Linked DNA regions of Homo sapiens: region 1 is linked to region 2. Evidence: chromatin contacts called from ENCODE Hi-C data. All regions are on one chromosome and are shown on one strand. Each heading gives the region's core, a stretch centred on a gene start or an enhancer-like site at or near the end of the contact. The rest is flanking DNA. Distances are from core to core; before and after follow the strand shown. Region 1 holds the start of LINC01773 (long intergenic non-protein coding RNA 1773). Region 2 overlaps LOC124904212 (a long non-coding RNA gene).

The links. A loop is a pair of places that touch in the nucleus more often than their neighbours do. Pooled maps may share reads with other maps.
Region 1: a map of Caco-2 shows a loop between it and region 2 (2.7-fold over the local background). The contact joins the promoter of LINC01773 here to the enhancer-like site in region 2. A Hi-C loop is called at or near these places in 1 of 168 maps with a recorded cell type or tissue (Caco-2) and 1 of 50 pooled maps.

What each region holds. Positions count from the first base shown.
Region 1 is chr1:87,904,907-87,911,431 of GRCh38, forward strand. It overlaps LINC01773 (long intergenic non-protein coding RNA 1773), which reads right to left and starts at 1,622. Exons shown (of 3, transcript XR_001737677.2): 1 at 534-1,622.
Region 2 is chr1:87,802,280-87,809,190 of GRCh38, forward strand. LOC124904212 (a long non-coding RNA gene) reads right to left here. Exons shown (of 2, transcript XR_007066209.1): 2 at 1,381-6,911. Among named protein-coding and RNA genes, the nearest start is that of LINC01773, 100 kb to the right of the region's middle. Within about 2 kb of position 3,777, at least 6 of the 41 ENCODE cell types and tissues checked have a DNase peak (open chromatin) inside an H3K27ac peak, as active enhancers do.

The DNA of each region.
Region 1 (6,525 bases), core at 372-2,871, 100 kb after region 2:
ACAAGTATCTATAGTCACTCTGCTGGATAAATTACTCCCAAGTAAGTGCCATAAAGCCCATTACATTCCTGCTTTAGGAATGGAGCAGGTCCAAACAGACAATCAAAGGATTTCACTGGGATTATTTTAGATTAGAAAAACTAAGGGAGACATGCGGCACTGACAAGATCGTAAAGGCATAAAGGATAAATTAGTGGTTCCATACAAAACAAAGTGCTCTAGTGTATCACGGTATATCCAAAAGTAAAAACAAATTCCTACTGTATTAACCTTCGCCAGAATGGAAATCTGTTTATGCAGAAATAAAAATGTCATGAACAACTGTTATCTCCTGTGCAAATCAAAATGACTGTTTTGAATAATAATTTTAAAAAATTCTTCCAAATCAACAACTATGGAAAAATATGCCACAGGAAGGAAAATGCCTTCATTTCAAGAAATTTCTTTTTACATTTAATAGAAAAGGTTATGTTATGGTTTATCATATTAATGAGCCATTATTTCATAACCATATTTTCATTGCAATATATTACCTGCTAAGTGATGCCCTTTTTTCCAGCAGAAAAAATTTCAGAGAAGAGATTCTATGGAAGTTTTTCTTGCTGCCAGTTGTTAAATCTTTCAAAAGCTGTCAGCAGCCTCAGAAATCAAGTTCAAAATACCATAGCCAACATGAGCCATAGACATAGGCTAGTCTATTTTTAAACTGTAATACAAAACTGCCAGAGAAATACCTAAACGCAAATGATTATTTAAAACGATATCATCTTATCTAGCTTGTCAATGTAAAGGACAAAGTCAGTGAAGTGAAATTTAACCCACAACGTCTATAAATATCACTAGACATTTGGAGCTAAGTGATTTTTTTCAGGCTAATTTTTCCTTAAACTCATTATGCACTATAGCCTTCATGCTCTAATCCCTCACAGACTCTGCCCAGGCTAGCCACAGGGAATATGGGACACTAAGCATCCAAGGCAGTCAACAGGCTCAATTCCCTACTTTGCCTGAGTTCAGCAAGCCCTTTTCCTTAAGGGCAAATGGATGGCAAAGACATTGGCATCTGCACTGGAAACTTCCGCAGGAGAGGAGCCATACTTGTTTGTACAAATAGCATTCTGGGTTTGCCCTGTGTCTGCAAGCGTTGATTCACCATATTGCTTCTGAAGGAGAAGACTATCCTCGACGTTGCAATCAGAGCCACATCAGCTGGGTCCCTCTCAGGATATTCCACGCTTATGACAGTGAGCTAGTTATCTGATGGAAACAGAGGTGAGACATTTGGGTGTATTTTCCTGCTTAAGCTGCTGCTGCTGTCATATTCTTGATGGTGAAGCCCTGAAGAAACAAGGCAGGTGCTGTCATTTCTTAAGGTACTGACTGCCTTTGCTGTCAGTTCATGGGGATGCTCACCTTTGGCTGCTGCTGATAGATGTTACAGCCCATCATTCATTTCACACAAATTTTTTGAGAGTATAATATGTGACAGCAATGAATTAGGTGCTGTAGACAAAAGGGAACAAGACAGGTGAGGCTCTTACTCTCAAGGAACTTTAAGTCTAGTGAAGGAGACAAACATTGAGTAAGTATTCGAAGAAAGTAGATATTTGGGGTCTATAAAAATGTAGTTTGGGGAAAACTCCTACCACATTTTTCCCTTAAAAATATGATACATATAATATAGAAATATATGCATGTTGCAAAATACATAAATAATACAATACTGTGAAAATTTTCCTTCCTTTTCCCTGTAACTTACACCTTTCCTGTAGGTAACTACTACACTCACATTTGAAAATAATATCCAGACAAGTACCTACCTACATATATGTACACACATATAGGTTTACTTTTCTCTTCTATATAAATGGGATTATGGTATAAATATGATGTAACTGAAAATTGTATCTGAGAACATTTTCTATGTAAATATAGAGACATACCATATTTTGTCATTATTAAGTTCCCATATGTGAACACAACATAATCTACATAACCATTTCCCTTTGATGAGTGTATTTGCTTGGTGACTATAACAAACTAGCACAAATTAGATGCCTTAAAACAACAGAAATATATTCTTTCACAGTTCTGGAGGCCAGAAGTCTCAAATCAGTATTACTGGTCAGAAATCCAGGTGTCAGCAGAGCCATGCTTCCTCCAGAGGCTCTGTGGAAGAAATCATTTCTTGCCTCTTCCAGCTTTTGATGTCTGTCAGCATTCCTCAGCTTGTGGCTACATCAGTCCGGTCTTCAAGGTCAGCATCTTCAAAGATCTATCTGTCCCAGCTTCCCACTGCGTGTGTCAAATCCCCCTTTGCCTTTTTCTTATAGGGATACTTGTGATTACATTTAGGTCCCACTTAGATAATTCAAAGTCATCTCCCCATCTCAAGATCCTGAAATTATTTCTACAACGTCCTTTTTTTTCTCCATAGAAAGTAAAATGCACAGATTCCAGGAATTAGAACCTAATAACTCTGGGGGCCATTGTTTGGCCTACTATAGTGGATGTTTAAGTTGTTTCTATTTTTCAATACAAACAATGCAGCTATAATGATCATTGAACATTTATATTTGTGCACTTGTGTAAATATTTTGGTAAGTGAAATTCCTAAAAGTGAAGTTTCAGAACCAAAGAGTTCATGCAACAAAATATTATTAAATAATGCCAACATACTGTCCAGGAAAAAAAATGTTCCACATCACGGTGTACTCTCCAAAAAACTCGATGCAGAAGCTCATTTTCCTACATTTTTGTCAGCATTACATATTTTATCTTTGTTCTTGTCAACTTGAAAAGTAAAAACTGGCAACATATTGTTGATTGAATTTTCTTCTTATTAACAGGCTTAAAAATCCTTATTTGTAATAGGGTAAACAGCAGGGGAATTAACTGAAGGAAAGATTTAGAATAACTGAGCAAATTGTGCCTCATTCATACCACTTTCTCTGCTATGGAGAGCACAGAGGGCAGTGGCTTTCTGACTGCAGGAAGAAAGAGAACAGCTCACTATGTAATGTATGATCTCTTTAGGGTTTGCGAGCACAGAGTAGGTGTGTAGGGAGGTGTAAGAAGTACAGTGAAGCTTGACACTTTAGTTGACCTTTATAACAGACATGGCAAGGTGGGGGTGGGGTGGGCAGAAGGAGAGCCACATCTGCCCAGCAATTAAACAAGCACATTGAACTCTCCATCCACATGGTAAGTCCTCCTTATTTAGGGAATTGTAGTGGCTTCCTTTGTCTAACACTCCTTGCCTTCTAATCCAAGGCTCATGGCCAACCCTCACTCTTAACGATGAAGGCTACTGGGAAATGGATCTCTACAAATCTAAAAGGAAACTTACACCAGCTACCTATACTAACTAGCGGTAACTCACTTATGAGACTAATCTCACAACCAAGGAAAACTAGAAAGTTGAGGAAAACTAACACATGAAAGAGATGGATCAATGCTGACAAAAAGAAAAAGAAAAATTCATCTTAGTGACAACAGCAATAATACAAAGAAAAGATTTAAAAATTTTAAACAGTTTTCTACTTATAATCCTCAGTTTTCACCACAATGTATCTGCAAATAAATATGAATCAGATAATGCCATAAATTATAGTAGGCCCGATAGAATGGAAAAACATGTAGCTGCTGGAAAGCAAAAGGTGTACCTATCTGTACTGCCATAGAAGAAAGCCTATGATTTGATGTTAGGTGAAGAGAGTTAGTTGCAGAGTGCTGTGGTTGGTGTAATTCCAGGTTCTGAAAACTTGTAAATACATGGAAGAAAGTGTGAAAGATATACACCAAACTGTTCAGTTTAGGAGAAGGAAGGAGGGGAAGACTGGATTTGTTTTACTCCTTCTGTATATTTAAATTATACTGCAGTGGGTATGGATTATGTTTGTAGTTGAAAAATAAACTAAAGGGTTAGAGAAATAAGAGCATCTTTCATTGATAGAACTTGGTTTAGTTCTAATGCACTGGACAGCACAGAGATGTTTAACACTAGTTTTAATAATAGCTTGTAAATCAGAATGAACTTGGTACAAAAGACAGCCTCCATTCCTCCCTATTCATTTAAAGCCCTTTTAATCATACATATGGGTGTCATTGCAGGGTATATGTGAGACAAGAGACATTGGTGACACCACACCTCTACTTTTGCTTTTATTCCCCAACACCTTCATACCCACCTGATAAAGATAAATTAATGGGAGTTCAAAGAAGTGCAAACAATTGATCATCAGTCTGAAGGCACTGACTTGGAAGGATGGATTAGAAAGACTGAATATGCATCTGGTAAAGTAAAGGACAACGGGGTTGGGTAGGAGAAAAGAAGAACGTGATTAGTATCCAAAGAGAACTTGAAAATAAAAGATTCTAAAAAGGGCAAGTCTGATTCTTAACTGGGAGCTAGCAAATGATTAATAAACTTAGATGAAAACCACCCTATATATTCTCCCTGTGGTGGACCTATTTATTTTTAGATCCTGTCTGAGGATGTTGATCTAAAAGGAGATATTCTTGGGGGATTGTCTCTGGAGAGGGGAGAGGCAGAGTCTCCATGACCAGGGGCCCCAGAGTGACCAAGGGACCTCAGAGCCCCCCATGTACAGATTGTCCCCAGTGTTAGTTTATAGCATGACTGGTGCATGGGTCAGCTTCAGAACAGGGCCAGGAAGCCCATGTCTCCACTTCTAAAGCTTATTCCCAGCCTCTCCACCACTGCTCCCACAGCGCTTTCTTATGTTGCAAGCATAGCGTTCAGTTTATCATATTTTGTTTTCATCTCTCCCACTAGCCTATAGGCTCATGACCAGCAGGAAACTATTTCTTAAACATGGTCTCATCTGAAAAACACCAAGCTTGGAACTGGGGCACATAGAAAGTACCCCCCACAAATATTTGTAAATTGAAGAAGTCGAGTAAGATTGACTGCTTGTTGCTTTGAATGAGTAAGTCAAAGGAGGAAAATGTGAGGAATCTATTCCAGTACAGACAGAATATAGCCACAAAGTTCTCAGAAAAACTGAAAGACATGTCAAAGGCAATAAAAGAGGTGTTAAGTAACACCACTTTGAGATACACAGATGCATATGAAATCATAATAATCTGTTGTTTTTGTAATCTAATTTTCATTTCTTTAACAGTATACAGTAGATATCTTAGTGCAGTGATTAAAAACACAAACCCTGGGCTGGGCACAGTGGCTCACACCTGTAATCCCAGCACTTTGGGAGGCCGAGGCAGGCGGATCGCCTGAGTTCAAGACCAGCCTGGCCAACATGGTGAAACCCTGCCTCTACTAAAAATACAAAAATTAGCTGGGCATGGTGGCAGGCATCTCGAATCCCAGCTACTCGGGAGGCTGAAGCAGGAGAATTGCTTGAACTCGGGAGGCAGAGGTTGCAGTGAGCTGTGATCGTGCCATTGCACTCCAGCCTGGGCGACAAGAGTGAGACTTTGTCTCAAAAAACAAAAACAAAAACAAAAACAAAAACTCATAGACCCTGGAGCTAGAGAGTTTGGGTTCAAATCCTAACCATATCACATACTGTGTGACCTTGGGCAAGTTACTTAACTTGTTTATGCCTAGCTTTCCTTATCTAGAAAATGGAAATTAATACTAATATCTACTTCATAGGAATATTATGAGAATTAAATGACAATAGTGAGTGCTTATTAAATAATAAAGAGAACTGTCTACAACTAATCTCATAGACCTGGTCCTCTTGCTCTACCACCTGTTCAACTTCTTTCACTAATGAAATCCCTGCATACTTCACAATGTTTTATTATATTTTATAACCTCTCACTCTTCACCTATCAATTTAGTCCAACATTATCTCGGCAAAGAAGGTTCATTCACATCGTAGCAGGTATCAGCACGGCATTCTTTTTTTATAACTGAATAATATTCCATTGTGTGGATATGCCACATTTTGTTTATCCATTCATCATTTTTTAAAAAATGTATTATATTTTTTAGAGACTAGGTTTCCCTATGTTGCCCAGGCTGGCCTCGAACTCCTGGGCTCAAGCAGTCCTCCCACCTCAGCCTCTACAGTAACTGAGATTACGGACATGTGACACTGTACCCAGCTCCATTAATCATTTGAGGGGCATTTGAATTATGTACAGTTCTTGACTATTTTGAATAGTTTTTCTGTAAACACCCCTCTCCACATTTTTGTGCAGATATATATTTTAATTTCTCTTGGTATATACCTCGAAATGGGATAGCTAGGTTATATTGTAACTCTAGGTTTAACTTTTCGTAAAACTGTGAAACTGTTTTCCAAAGAGTGTGCACCATTATACATTCACCACTAGTAGCAAATGAGGGTTTTAATTTCTTCACATTCTTGGCAAAACTTGTCATTATCTGTCTTCTTTATTATTGCCATCTTAGTGCATGGGAATTGGTGTCTTGTTATGGGTTTGATTTACATTTACCTAATGATTAGTGATTTTGAGCATCTTTTCACATGATTATTGGCAATTTGTATCTCTTCTTTGGAGAAATGT
Region 2 (6,911 bases), core at 2,527-5,026:
GTCCACTGATGGTAGTTTTGGCAGAAACACTGTATGCAGGGAAGGAAAATCCACACCCAGAGTAAGTGTCCATTCCAGTAAGAACAAAGCATTGCCTCTTCCATGATAAACGCAATCCAATGCTGTCATACCACTACATTGCTGGCTGATCACTGCTGGGAATGGTGCTGTATCAGGGACTCGGTATTGGTTTGTTTTCCAGCAGACTGGGCACTCAGCAGTGGCTGTAGTCAGTCCAGTCTTGGTGAGTGGAAGTCCATGTTACTGAGCACTTTCATAACCTCCATCTCTGCCACCATGGCCACTTTGCCCATGAGCGCATTCCGTAATGACAGTACTGGCCGGGGAAAGAAGCTGACTGGTATCCAGAGAACAGACCGTCCTGTCCACTTGATTATCAAAATCCTCCTATGCTGAGGTCACCCTTTGATTAGCATTCATATGGGACACAGATATCTTTACACTCTTTGCCATCAAAAAGGTTTTTCCACATACCTCTTTCCCAAACCTCTTTGTTACCAATTTTATAATCATTTTGTTTCCAAACCATTGGCCACAGATCATATATCTGTATAGACTCTTACCTCTGGTTATTTCCTTTGCCAGTGTGTCTCCAGGTGCTGTGTTTGAAGTTCTGCCCACTGGGAGAAATTTCCTTCACTGCCGTCTTTCAAGGATGTCCAGAAAGGGGCTGCACTGCTGTTGCTGTCCACTTTTGAATGGTGCCTGAATATTGTGCAGAAACATCTGTAAATCAGGCCCAAGTTTTATCTTCCTCAGTCAACTAGTTGCGTGTGTGTGTGTGTGTGTGCGCGTGCGCGCGTGCACATGCACTTGGGGGAAGGTGTATATATTTGTGTGTGTGTGTGTGTGTGTATAAATATATATATATATATGTCTATATCTACTCATCCTCATTTAAAATAAGTTAGTATACAACAACAAAAAAAATAAGTTTAAGCAGTTATGCTGCATCTTTCCAGGCAGCTAAGGTTAGCATGCATATAAAAACTGTGTATTCAAATTCTTTAAGTCTCATAAAGTGCAATAGTATGTACAGTATTATTTCTCGGTAAGCTTAACACAGTCAATTTTTTCTCTTCCACTAGAATAGATCATTTCTTTGGTTGCTCATCAGATAATTAGCTTGCCAGGAAAGGAGCTAAGACCATGTTACAAGATTTACATATAGATATCTAAACACCACAGAAACAACAGCAAAGCAAGTTACTCACCAAATGACAGCCAAGAGGGAACTAAGACCTTTAGATAGAAGAGTAAATGTCTACCCCTCTCATCTCATGAGCTAAATAAATAAACAAGCCAATCAGCCAACCAACCCAGAGTAAGGATTATTTTCAAAGTCAATACAAAACTCTATTTCAACACTAATAACTGTTTATTAACACTTACTGTCTTTCAAAAACATGATAGGTTTTGGGGATATAAAGATGAACATATCTTGTCATTGAAAATATTCTATATCAAAGATAAAACACATGTCTTTGACCTTAAGAAGTTTGCATTCTGAAAGATATGAAGAATAATTACTAACAAAGTGCACTGAAACCTATGTAAGCATAACAATCTATACATAAAAACATAAGTATTTATATATTTATGATGAAATAGGAGCATTACTTACATCTTGCTGATAGTATAGCTTAGAATAATAGCATAGTAACAGTTACTAAAAATATATAGTGTTTATTTTATGCCAAACAATGAAATACATGCTTTTTCTCAAATGCATTAGCCATTTAATTGTTCCAGAAAAACCTACATTTATTATTATCACCATTAAGCAGATGAGACGATTGTGAATAAAAGAGATCACTTAACCAATGTCCCCATACTACTATAAAGTAGAGGTGGATTTCTGGTTTGAGTCTAAATCTTATGCTTTTATCCATTAAGCGAAGCTTCTTACAGTGAAATAGCAAATAAACAATTCAGTCCCTCATCAGTAAGAACTTTATGAGGTGATCCCTTTGCCTTAGTTATACATTCACAACTAACATGGTGTAAACAGTAAAAAATGCTGGGTTCAAGGTCTGGCTTCGCTAATGTCTGGTTGTGTGACCTTAGCAAAGTCATTTAACCTTGCCAATGCTCTACACCTTATCTATAAATGTGTTAAATAGTAAATAGCTTATATCATTGGCAAGTCTTAGACATTAAGTGTTTTGTAAATTGAAAAGGTGAATCTAAAGGTAAAATGTTATCAACTTTGTTTGCAATGTTGCAAGAGGCTAAATGAAAATTAGAAAATAATGAGCAACAATTTTGAAAATTCCTTATATCAGTATTTTATCCTGGAATTAATATCATCTCCATGATAAAATATAAAATCAAAAGAAACCAACTAAGAAAATCAATAATTCCTGAAAGAATTTGATGAGGGAGTTAAAAAGATCTCTATTTGAAAGGCAAGTGAGTGAACACCTATACCGACCAGTTGAATGATGTTAGCTAAGTCATTTACTCTCTAGGCTTCAATTTCCTCATTTACCAAGCTATAGGTTTGGGCTAAATAATCTCTAAATGCCCTTGCAAGTCTAACAGTTTATCATAGGAGACCCTCAGGATCCTCTGGCTGGGACCACTGTCCTCTACTTTGTTCTGACCAGTTTAGAGAATTAGAAATATCTTCCACCCAGTTGATCAAGTTGCATTTCAACCAAAGAAACTCTAAAGATAGTGGGCCTTTGGTCTGCTTTTCTGAATTGAATTAACAGTTTTGTAAAATGTATCTTTCATTGACTTCAATACCAACCCCTTAATCCCTGGAAATTAAACGAGGGAGTTTGAGTTTGAATTTCCCTGGTGTTATTGGTGTATGGAAAATCTTGTTACTTAAATCTCACTTTTGTGTGTTACATTGTAATTTTTAAGAGATCATCATAGCAATCTCCTATTTCTGTTAACTCTGAAAATCCAAATGGGTTTACTTCTTAAATTGCTAATAACCTTACCCAGCCAGACAAATTATCAAGTATACGGACTACAGTTGAACACGAACTCTTTATTTGATGAAGGCAAGGAAAATACTAAGATTTCCATTTTGAGAATAAAACTGCCAGGGTGAATTACTTGAAATGCAGTTCGACATGATGAAATGCCATAAATTATACTGAACATTTCTTTATGTAGATATTCAGCTCTGTATGCTTTTATTGATAAAGCCGCAACTCCCCCCACCACACAACACTTTTTTTTATGAGGACTAACAATTACATTACCCTGAAAAGGAACTTGACTCCTTTATCTGACTACCGGACCTTTACAGACAACTTATTGTCTTATACTAATTTTGGCAGAAAAAAACATATATCTCTGCTGAGAAGCTCTGCCTTGTACCTTGTGTCCTTTTGGTCTTTGTAGCAAGAGAAGAAGTCATTTTACTCGTTAAAAGCAGGAGCCAAGGTGGAAAGTATTCTCAGATACAACGTAACAAATGTACTGCTGCATAAAGATGCTTTTTCAAACAAAAGTCTGGCAGAGCTCAGGAATCAGAACAGAAGGTAATACAGAGTTCTACCAGGCTGTACTCGAAGCTCTCGAAGTGTGCTGGATGATTCCCCACACACTTTTCCCCAACTGGGCATGCGTTTTGGCAGTGAGTCTTCCGTTTAGGTTCTGCCATTTGATTTTCAGGGAATTGCTACAGTATACAAAAGTTAAAAAAAAAATCAAGGTTTTAAAGTTCCATATGTTTGAGCAAAGTCTTCAGTAGTGACCAGCTGTATTCCAAAGAAACCTGTTTGAAAGTTTGGACAAAACCTCTGCCGAGTTGGGGAGGAAAAGGCCTCGTTCCCTTTGCATTAGTCACTCCATAAAAGATTAATCCTAATGAGCTACTTTCTACAGGCAGGCACACCCAGGCTTTGTATTACATACCTACGATTTCTCAGTATTTAGGCCAAAATGTGTACACTCAGATGCTGATAGATATCGTCTTTCCAGAAACCATTAACCACGGTATTAACTGTAATAACTTAGTGAGTTTAAGGAATGAGGCCAAGCAGGGGGGGAGTCGCCGGGGAAAGAGTTCTTCAAAGCAGTGCAAAAAAACACACTGACGGAACTTAACATTTCTAAAAACAGAGCAAGAAGAAAACCCAGCCCACTATTTTTTCATTTCATCTGTTCTACCCTGCCATCCGTTCCTCTGCTAGATCAGTTTTCAGCAGGTAGTGCTGCTGGCTTAATTGATTTCATCAGTTAATGGCAGCCACTCTGATGGAGGTTAATGCTTTTTATCAGCAGTTCACTACTTTTGCACTATGACACAACTCCACTGTAGCCCGGTCCCAGGGAGCTGGCGGAGATGCCTGTTGCTCTGAATACGTTTCTAGGAGTTAAGGGTTTATACCTAACCAACTTTATTCTAATGCAGTTCTAAAATTAAATTTCCTTTATATTCCATGACTGTTTTGCCTTATGAAAAAGGGCTTTTTAATTTTATTTTTCTCACCTGTTGCTTGAAACTTTAGTGACTATTGAGACCAAGAAGACAAAGAGGCAAAGCAACTGGAAGAGATATACAAATGGAGATAAGGAGGGCATGCGAAGCAGGGTGAAGTCTGAATCCAGTCAGTGGTAGCAGTCAGTTTGAATTTAAACTCAACCATTGACTGAGCTGTATATACGGCCATATGCACAGCACAGTGCTAGGTGATGTCCCTTTAGCAAGCAGATCAATGACCCTCACCTTTAAAGACTTAAATTTTAGTGAGAAACAGATCAATAAATATTTGCTAACATTATTTTTGTAATTTTTTTGGTGACAAACTCTGACACAAAGTAAAGCACTTTATAGGCTGTATCACTTATAATCCTCACTACATCATATTATTAAGTAAGTATTATTCCCACTTTGTAAATAAGGAATGTTAGGCTCAGAAGACATAACTGCCCAAGCCAATAGATGGGCATTCGGGGGATCAAACCTAGATTTTTCTAAACTTAGGAATCATGTTCTTTAGGATTATGACATGGCGATTCACCAAGGATACAGTAAAAAATACTATGAGCCTATTGGAATAAAGCCTAAAACAGAGGTAAGAAGAAGTTCTTTGGGATAACAAAATAAGGAAAAATTAATTTTAGCTAGTTTAATTAGGAAGTTGTAGATCCTTGGCTGTTTCAATGCCTTCAAGATGTTACTAAGAGTTTTGAATGTCAGTTTAAGGTATATGAGTGTTATTTTCAGGAAGTGAGGTGCAGTCCCATCTTTCTAATTCAAGATGTAACATGCAAGCAGAAAGGAGGCTTTGAGATGAGGGCCTGCATTTCACGATAGTCTGTGCTGCCCAGTGCAGTAGCTGCTAGCCCACTTGTAGCTACCAAGCACTTAAAATGTGGCTAGGGAGACTGAGAAACTAACTTTTTAATTTAACTTAAATTACTTTAAATTTAAATTTTAAAATTGACCCTCAATTCAGCTTTTGGAAACTGTTTTTGTACATTTGAAATAACTTAGGTATGTGCATCTAATTTTTCAACTGTAAATTTTATAAAATCTAAACACAGATCAAGCACTTTTAATGAACGCTTAACTGAGATATTCTGTAAGTGTAAATAAAGTACATTCTAAATTTTGAAGACTTAGAAAATATGAATGCAAAATATCTTAATAACATTTCATATTATTTTGGATGTGTTGGAGTAAATACACTGTATTATTAGTTTCACCTAGCTCTGTTAATTTATTTTTAAATGTAGCTACTAGAAAATTTTAAATGACGCATATGGCTCATATCATATCTCTAGTGGACAAAGCTGGCTTAGTCTAAGGGCAAAGACTTTACTACTAGGCAGAAATTGGAGAAATCAGTAAAATCTGGACAAAAGCCTCAGGCTCTGTGAACTTAATATCAAGGGCATTTTGCTTTGGAGGAAGCAATAGAGCAATAGATGTGTACCTGTACCTGAGGTGAACAGCCTGTATAATCAAAGAACAGGACCAACAGAATGAGGCACTAGGCCCACATGAAGCTAAGGTAGTCATACAATTCTAGGACTTGAAACAAGCAGCAGATGTCACTTGTATGCACACAGCCTTCCTTTCTCCATGAGAAGATAAACACCAAACAATCAGCAACTGGTATGTACTTTTCAGTCACATATTTGTCTACATCTGTTCTGAGCCTATTTCAATAGTCTCTCAAATTTCAATTTGCCTTCACTTTGGAAGGAATGCAATATACCTTTACCTGGTTTCTTAGGTACCCTCCTTTGTTGGTGTCAGAAAGATTAAACCATGCAAGCCCTGGATCATGAAGGGAAACTTCACTTTCACCTCTAACTACCTAACCATCATAAACCCAAGACAGTCTCCATTCTCTGCTCTCCCAACCATTTTCAGACCTGCTTGGGAATCTGTTCTCCCCAGGAATCTTCAATCCATGATTAATAAAAATGTTCATACTCTCTTGGTATGTGTGTATGGTACCATCAGTCATGATATCTGAACAAAGTTTCACGTGGGGAGCCCATTCATTGCTGTGGGGTGATTACAACAACATATAATTCTAGTTGACAGCTATGTGGCTTCAACTTACTGAAGGTACTATTCCACTCTCTTGACTTTTATTGTTGCTACGATAATTCTGCTGTCTGCAGTCAGTATAATATTATTCTTTCAAATGATTTTTCCTTCTTTCTGGCGCTTTAAAGAAACTTGTTTTTTATGTTGGTGTTCTGAAGTTTCATTATGATATGTCTAGGTGTGGATTCAATTGTACTTATCATGTTGAGGCTACTTTTACTATTTGAATCTGATGATTCATGTTCATATCAGTTTTGGAACAATTTCTCAATTACCATTTTAATTGTGTATTCTCCATTTTCTCTGTTCTCTTCTTCTGGATTCCTTTGAAATAGTTCTCTTACATGTTATCCTTTTC